Linked DNA regions of Homo sapiens: region 2 is linked to region 1. The links are chromatin contacts, found by Hi-C or POLR2A ChIA-PET in ENCODE. All regions are on one chromosome and are shown on one strand. The core of a region is the stretch at or near the end of the contact, and the rest is flanking DNA. Distances in the headings are between cores, read along the strand shown. Region 1 holds the start of LINC01714 (long intergenic non-protein coding RNA 1714). Region 2 overlaps LINC03154 (long intergenic non-protein coding RNA 3154).

Evidence for each region. A loop is a pair of places that touch in the nucleus more often than their neighbours do. ChIA-PET counts read pairs that join two places held with the same protein, here RNA polymerase II (POLR2A). Pooled maps may share reads with other maps.
Region 2: a pooled map shows a loop between it and region 1 (2.0-fold over the local background). The contact joins the enhancer-like site here to the promoter of LINC01714 in region 1. A Hi-C loop is called at or near these places in 1 of 168 maps with a recorded cell type or tissue (CD14-positive monocyte) and 6 of 50 pooled maps. POLR2A ChIA-PET finds 5 or more read pairs at or near these places in 7 of 52 experiments (BJ, Caco-2, GM10248 and 4 more).

Annotation. Positions count from the first base shown.
Region 1 is chr1:8,206,857-8,210,417 of GRCh38, reverse strand. LINC01714 (long intergenic non-protein coding RNA 1714) reads right to left here and starts at 1,746. Exons shown (of 4, transcript NR_125998.1): 1 at 1,545-1,746.
Region 2 is chr1:8,279,739-8,283,816 of GRCh38, reverse strand. All of the region lies in intron 1 of LINC03154 (long intergenic non-protein coding RNA 3154), which reads right to left. Among named protein-coding and RNA genes, the nearest start is that of LINC03154, 22 kb to the right of the region's middle. Within about 2 kb of position 1,661, at least 4 of the 41 ENCODE cell types and tissues checked have a DNase peak (open chromatin) inside an H3K27ac peak, as active enhancers do.

The sequences.
Region 1 (3,561 bases), core at 497-2,996:
GCACAGTGCCCATCTTAAGGGGGAAATCAACGTTAAGAAATGACATTGGTCGGGCACGGTGGCTCACACTTGTAATCTCAGCCCTTTGGGAGGCGGAGGCGGGCAGATTGCTGAGCCTGGGGGGTTCGAGACCAATCTGAGCAATAAAGTGAAACCCCATCTCTACAAAAAATATAAAAATTAGCTGAGTGTGGTGGTGTGCACCTGTAGTCCCAGCTACCGAGGAGGCTGAGGTGGGGGGACCACCTGAGCCCAGGAGGTCAAGGCTGCATTGAGCCGTGATGTCACCACTGCACTCCAGCCTGGGTGACAGACCTAGGTGAAGACCTTAGCTCAAATAAAAATAAAAATAAAAAGAGAAAGGATAAAAAAGATATTTTTCACCCTCTAACCTGAGAATTCTTCCAGATACAACTGAGATAGGTCCACCCCCAAATTCCTCCGCCACCCAGGGCACGCGGCAGTCGGGACTGGAGAGGCTCCCTCAGCGGAGGCTACAGCCAAACATGAAGCTTGCATTCTTTTTTTCTTTCTTCTTTCTTTTCTTTCCTTTTTTCTGTTTCTTTCTGGTAGAGACAGGGATTCACCATGTTGCTCAAGCTGGTTGCCAACTCCTGGGCTCAAGGGAACTGCCCACCTTGGCCTCCCAAAGTGTTAGAATTACAGGTGTGGGCCACTGTGCCCAGCCCTGAAGCTTGCATTCTCCCTGGTCTTCGAGTCTCTGTTACCTCTGGAGCCATCGCAGACATCCAAGCGGCTGCTCACCTCTGGCCAGGCTTCCCCGGCCTATGGCCAATGTGGAAGCTCAGACCCTTGCCCTCAGATGGGCCCGCCCAGGGGGTTTAATTCTCTGCAATTGCCCTCTTGGACTTCTTTTTTTTGAGACGGAGTGTTGCTCTGTCACCCAGGCTGGAGGGCAGTGGCTCGATCTCGGCTCACTGCAACCTCCGCCTCCTGGGTTCAAGCGATTCTCCTGCCTCAGCCTACTGAATAGCTGGGATCACAGGTGTGTGCCACCATGCCCGGCTAATTCCTGTATTTTAGTAGAGAAGGGATTTCACCATGTTGGCTAGTCTGGTCTCGAACTCCTGACCTCATGTGATTCGCCCACCTCGGCCTCCCAAAGTGCTGGAGTTACAGGTGTGAGCCACGCGCTCGGCCCCTCTTGGATTTCTTAATACTTTTCTTTCTGACTTTGTGGTTTGTAAATGAAATCCAGTGGGACAAAGGATCTGCTGGCAGGAGGGCACGGACTGTGGGGATCAAGGACAGTTAGGGTTTCAGGGTTGGGACTCAAGCACCCTGCCCCTGGGCACCTGAGTCTGTGAGACTCCCAGAGATGTCTTTGAGAACCCCCCGTCCCAGGGAGCACACCATTCAATCACAAATAAAAACCACTGTGACAGGTGAAGGGAGGAAAGGAAAAAGCTTTTCTCCTGCTTTTGGAACCAGGAGTCCCGTGTTGTCGTGTTGCACGGGACCTGGCAGTGACATCGCTGGCTCTGCCTCTGGCCCCAACACATCCTCCAGTGTGTGTCTCTCACCTGGACGGGCTCTCCAGGCCGATGCGTTGGGATGCTGACTTTTAGAGTTTTGTGTGTGACAAAGCAGAGGACAAGCTTCCCCATCACCCAGAGGCCACTTGGTGGAGGAGCCGGGGAAGCTGCTGGCTTCTCGGGCTTTTGTAGTCATGGGTTGGCCACCGAAGCCCAAGGCCAACTGTCACCTACTCCAAGTCTTGACATCCTCATCTGCAAAAAGCAAAGAGATAACATGATTTTCAAGATGTTTTCTGGCTCTACGAATATCTGACGATTCCGAGTACACGATAAGGCTCATTTTCTGCTTGGGAAAACCCAGTGCTGGAGAGAACACAGGATCCCCCAGCTTCCCAACACCAGCCTAGGGAAATGATGTTCATCTGACAATGAAAATTTCTAGGGCCGGGGTGGTGACTCACACCTAGAATCCCAACACTTTGAGAGGCCGAAGTGGGAGGATCGCTTGAGGCCAGGAGTTCAAGACCAGCCTGGGCAACACAGCGGGACTCCCTCTCTACAAAAAATAAAAATAAGCCAGGCATGATGGTGTGTGCTTGTAGTCCCAGCTACGCAGGAGGCTGAGGTGGGAGCATTGCTTGAGCCCGGGAGGTTGAGGCCACGGTGAGTAGTGATTGTGCCACTACACTGCAGCCTGGGCGACAGAGTAAGACCCTATCTCAAAAAAAAGAGAAAATTTTAGAATTAGTGGCAGTGGAAAACGATGCAAAGGTTCCTATGTTTTGAGGTGCATCCTATAACCCAGATTTATTGTAGGAGAAATTTCATAGCATCTCAGATCCTAGGCTTGGTGGACAATGAGAGGGGAGGTTAATAAATATTCCTTCTGCCTTTGGGAGGGTAGAATAAAGAAGCTGATGTACAAATCAAAAATATTTATAACTAATAAATCCTATCAAAACCCTCACTGTGACAATGGGCCATAATTTTTGTTCTCTTTTAAAACTGCTATTGTCGACCAGCCGCGGTGGCTCACGCCTGTAATCCCAGCACTTTGGGAGGCTGAGGCGGGTGAATCACCTGAGGTCAGGAGTTCAAGACCAGCCTGGCCAACATGGTGAAACCCCGTCTCTACTAAAAATACAAAAATTAGCCGGGCATGGTGGTGGGTGCCTGTAATCCCAGCTCCTTGGGAGGCTGAGGCAGGAGAATCGCTTGAATCCGGGAGGCGGCAGTTGCAGTGAGCAGAGATCGTGCTACTGCACTCCAGCCTGAGTGACAAGAGTGAAATTCCATCTCAAAAACAACAAACAACAAAAAACAAAAAAACAAAAACTGCTATCATTGGGGGATAAATGGAAAACATGAGATGTAATTCATCATGGCGTCCTGCATTAGCTAACATTGTGTTGACGCAGAGCCCACCTCATGCTGACAGCTGCACGAGGTTCACGCACACTGGCTCTTTTTTTTTGAGATGGAGTCTGGCTCTTGTCGCCCAGGCTGGAATGCAGCAGCACAATCTCGGCTCACTGCAGCCTCCACATTCCAGGTTCAAGTGATTCTCCTGTCTCAGCCTCTTGAGTAGCTGGGATTACAGGCACAAAACACCAAGCCCAACTAATTTTTGTATTGTTAGTAGAGATGGGGTTTCACCACGTTGGTCAGGCTGGTCTTGAACTCCTGGGTTCAAGTGGTCTGCCTGCCTCGGCCTCCCAAAGTGCTGGGATTACAGGTGTGAGCCACCGCGCCTGGCCTCACGCACACTGGCTCTTATGTTAACATTCTCCCAGAGACCACGGAAATATGTTTAGAAAAGAAAGTTACAGATTGGCAGCAGAAGTCTCTGCTTCTGGATCATTATGTTAAGTCTAAAGACAACCAGAAAAGAAACGCTGCTCTGTGTCCCCGGTCATTGTAAAAGTCCCCAGCATGGAGCTCGTCAGATGACACTGCAATCCTATGGCCTCCAGGCAAATCCTTTTCTGAACTGAAAATGTGGTCTTTGGCCCCTCAAAACCAACTCACCGAGCCTGGGGAATACGACCCACTTATAATGTCC
Region 2 (4,078 bases), core at 412-2,911, 73 kb before region 1:
GCAGGTGAAAATTTTCCTCTCCCTTACTAATCTCCCTGTGGAAAATTACCAAAGACCTCAGTGGGGACCTAATTGAAGGAAAAAGTCGTTGTCATCATTAAAGTTATTGCCGTGACTGTAATAATCACTTCTTCAGAACCCGGTTCTATGTGGAAACTAAATGAGTAAACAAGTTGCCCATGAGGGAAAGGAAACCCTTCCAGCTGTACATGACATGTAGTTGATGAACTTGGTTCAATCTGGGAGGAGAAAGGCCGGTGGAAGATAGCGCCCCTGACTCCAATCCTACCACCAGTTACCCGTTAGCCTCTCCTGGAGATGGCTGAAACAGCATAAACAACCTCCAAACACCCGGCCACTGCAGCCAGCTGTTCTAGAACTGAAAGGACACCAGTTCCTCTTTAAGTCTCCGGGTGACACTCATTGACTCATATGTGTCATAGTTAATATGAATAAGACTTTCCTGGATTAACTTAGATATAACTAAATTGCCCAGTGAGGAGAAGCAATTTTCATTTACAGAAAACTATTACTGACTATAAAACTCTTTACCCGTGACGCTCACTAATTACTGATGACCCAAGGCTGGTGACCATGTCCTTCCCGGGCTGCCCCCACACAGCAGGGGCCCAGCCTCTTCCTCCTCCACTGCATGGAACGAGCAAGCTGCCTGCTGCTCATCTCGCCATGTCTTTCTGAAACCAATAAAACCTATCTGTTTTTGTTCTGCATTCGTGAATGATGCTTGCTGTTCAGAAAAGTGCATGCGTTGGTTGACAAAGTCTAACGAATAAAAAATGTCAGTGTGACTTCATGGAAATGTTGGTTCTCATCAGTCCTTTTCCCCAGATCTATTATTGCAAACACAAAGCGTTTTCTTCTACCGCACTCTGGGAGACTTACTGAAATAATTGTGTCATCGCTCCAGTGAAAGCATCCTCATTTCTGTCCTCATAGGGACTTTGGAGAAACTCAGTTGTCTACTTTCTCAAAACTTTTACTTGAATTGCTTTGCATCCCTAACTGAAATCTTCCAGCCCCCAAGGTCAGGGCTATGATATACCATGGTAACCAACTTCACCTGCCCCTCAATCCTGCCAAGCTTTGGTGAGATTCCCAGGGTGGCGTCCCACCACCAGCAAGTAGGTTCCTGATCACCCCTCTTAGCAAGGACTGTTTCAAACTGTCCCCCTTCTCAGACACCAAGCCACTCCCCCTCCCACTCAATCACAGCAGAAGACTCGGATTCCTATCTTACACAGAAAATGGCTGTTACTGGTGGCTGCCAGACCTGCAAACCTCCTGCTATTTTCCATTCTTTCCTGCTTCCCGCCTTCGTCCTGTCCAAGGCCAAGGTCTCCGTCTGTGCCCTACAGTGCCCACCTTCTCTGAGATCTCCCTCTAGTACAATCTCTTACTGTTGGGACCTCAGCGTCTCTCTTGACCACTCCCTCTGCCCCTCTGCCCGCTCCGCTCCTCCAGCTTCCTCCCAGCTCGGCAGAGCTGTCTGTGGCAGCCACTGCTGCTGGTTCCCTGTCATCCAGTTCCCTTTTTTCTTTTGGAATTGAAGCCCCCTGGGTTTGACTGGCCACGCACTGGTGACTACAAGGCCAGCCTCTCTCACTGGCCAGTGTGAGAGGTCCCACACTGGCCAGTGTGGACCTGAGCTCCCAGGACGCTTCTGAAAAGACACTGCTTGTCCTTGACCCCTTTCCCTTTCTGAGGACTGCAGCATGGACATGAGCAAGTGCACTGCCTTTGACCATGCAGAGGAAGACAGCACCCTGGGCGCAGCAGAGCCACGTGGAGGAGGCGGGCTGCAGGCTGACCTCACACAACAGAGCCACTCACCCCACAGCCCCACCTAATGTCTGCTTGGGCTTTTATGTGCAGGAAAAATAAACCTTCTGTCTTGTCTAAGTCACCGTCATCTGATCTATGTGAAAGCAGCCCAACAAATACGTTAATAAGATATTTTCTGATGGGAATGTAAATTAGTATAGCCATTATGGAAAATAGTGTGGAGGTTCGTCAAAAAAATAAAAATGGAACTACCACATGCTCTGCATTAGTCCATTCTCACACTGGGTAATTTATAAAGAAATTACCCACCCACCTGAGACTGGGTAATTTACAAAGAAAAGAAGTTTAATTGACTCACAGTTCCACATGGCTGGGGAGTCCTCAGGAAACTTACAATCATGGTGGAAGGCACCTCTTTACAAGGTGGAAGGAGGGAGAATGAGAGATGAGCAAAGGGGAAAAGCCCCTTGTGAAACCATCATATCTCGTGAGAACTCACTATCACAAGAATGGCATGGAGGTAACCGCCCCCATGATTCAATTACTCCCACTGGGTCCCTCCCATGACACGTGGGGATTATGGGAACTACAATTCAAGATGAGATTTGGGTGGGGACACAGCCAAACCATGTCATGCTCTAATTCCGCTACTGGGTGTATATCTGAAGGAAAGGAAATCAAATCAGTCTGCTGAAGAGACATTTGTATTCCCACGTCCATTGCAGCACTATTCACAATAACCAAGATATGGAGCCCACCTCAATGCCCATCAGTAGATGAATGGGTAAAGAAAATGTGGCATTTATATATGGAATACTATTCAGCCCTAAAAAAGAAGAGAATCCTGTCATTTACAACATGGATGAACCTGGAGGACACTATGTTAAGTCAAATAAGCCAGGCACAGATAGATAAAGAATGCGTGATCTCACTCATATGTGGAATCTAAAATAGTTGGACTCATAGAAGCAGAGAGTAGAATGGTAGTTACCAGGAGCTGCCGGGATGGTTGGGGAAAAGTTGGTCCCAAGGATACAAAATTTCATTCCAGGTAGAGTGGTGCTTGCCTGTAGTCCCAGCTACTAGAGAGGTTAAGATGGAACGATGGCTTGAAGCCTAGGAGTTCCAGACCAGCCTGTGCAACATAGTGAGATGCTGTCTTAAAATAAAGAAATAAATAAAATGGAAAAGACAAGACAATTTTTAAAGAAGAATACAAAATTTCAGTTAAGATAAATAAGTTCAGGAGATCTACTATACAACAAGGTGACTGTAGTTAATAACATTTTTTTTTTTTGAGACAAAATCTCACTCTGTCTACCAAGTAGCTAGGACTATAGGCATGTACCACCACCACTAGCTATCTTTTTTTTTTTTTTTTTAAATTGAGACAGAGTCTCACTCTGTCACCCAGGCTGGAGTGCAGTGGTGTGATCTCAGCTCACTGCAACCCCCACCTCCTGGGTTCAAGCAATTCTCTGCCCCAGCCTCTCGAGTAGCTGGGATTACAGACACCTGCCACCACGCCTGGCTAATTTTTGTATTTTTTTTCTTTAGTAGAGATGGGGTTTCACCATCTTGGCCAGGCTGGTCTTGAACTCCTGACCTCGTGATCCATGCACCAGTCCTCCCAAAGTGCTGGGATTGCAGGCGTGAGCCACCGTGCTCAACCTAATTTTTGTATTTTTAGTAGAGACGGGGTTTCATGATGTTGGTCAGGCTGGTCTCAAACTCCTGGCCGCAAATGATCTGCCCACCTCAAACTCCCGAAGTGCTGGGATTACCATGAGCCACCATGCCCAGCCAATAATATATTGTATTCTTAAAAATTGCTAATAGGCCAGGTGAGGTGGCTCATGCCTGTAATCGCAGCACTTTGAGAGGCCGAGGCAGGCAGATCATTTGAAGTCAGAAGTTCGAGACAAGCCTAGCTAACATAGCAAAACCCCGTCTCTACTAAAAATACAAAAAAAGTTAGCCGGGTGTGGTGGCGCATGCCTGTAATCCCAGCTACTTGGGAGGCTGAGGCAGGAGAATTGCTTGAGCCCGGGAGGCGGAGGTTGCAGTGAGCCAAGATCGCGTCACTGCACTCCAGACTGGGCAACACAGCGAGTCCTTGTCTCAAATAAATAAATAAATACATAAATAAAGGGATTGCACCACTGCACTCCAGCCTGGGCGACAGAACAAGACTCCATCTCAAAAAAAAATTGCTAAGAGAATAGATTTTTATTTTATTTTATTTTATTTTTTGAGATGGAATTTCACTCCCATC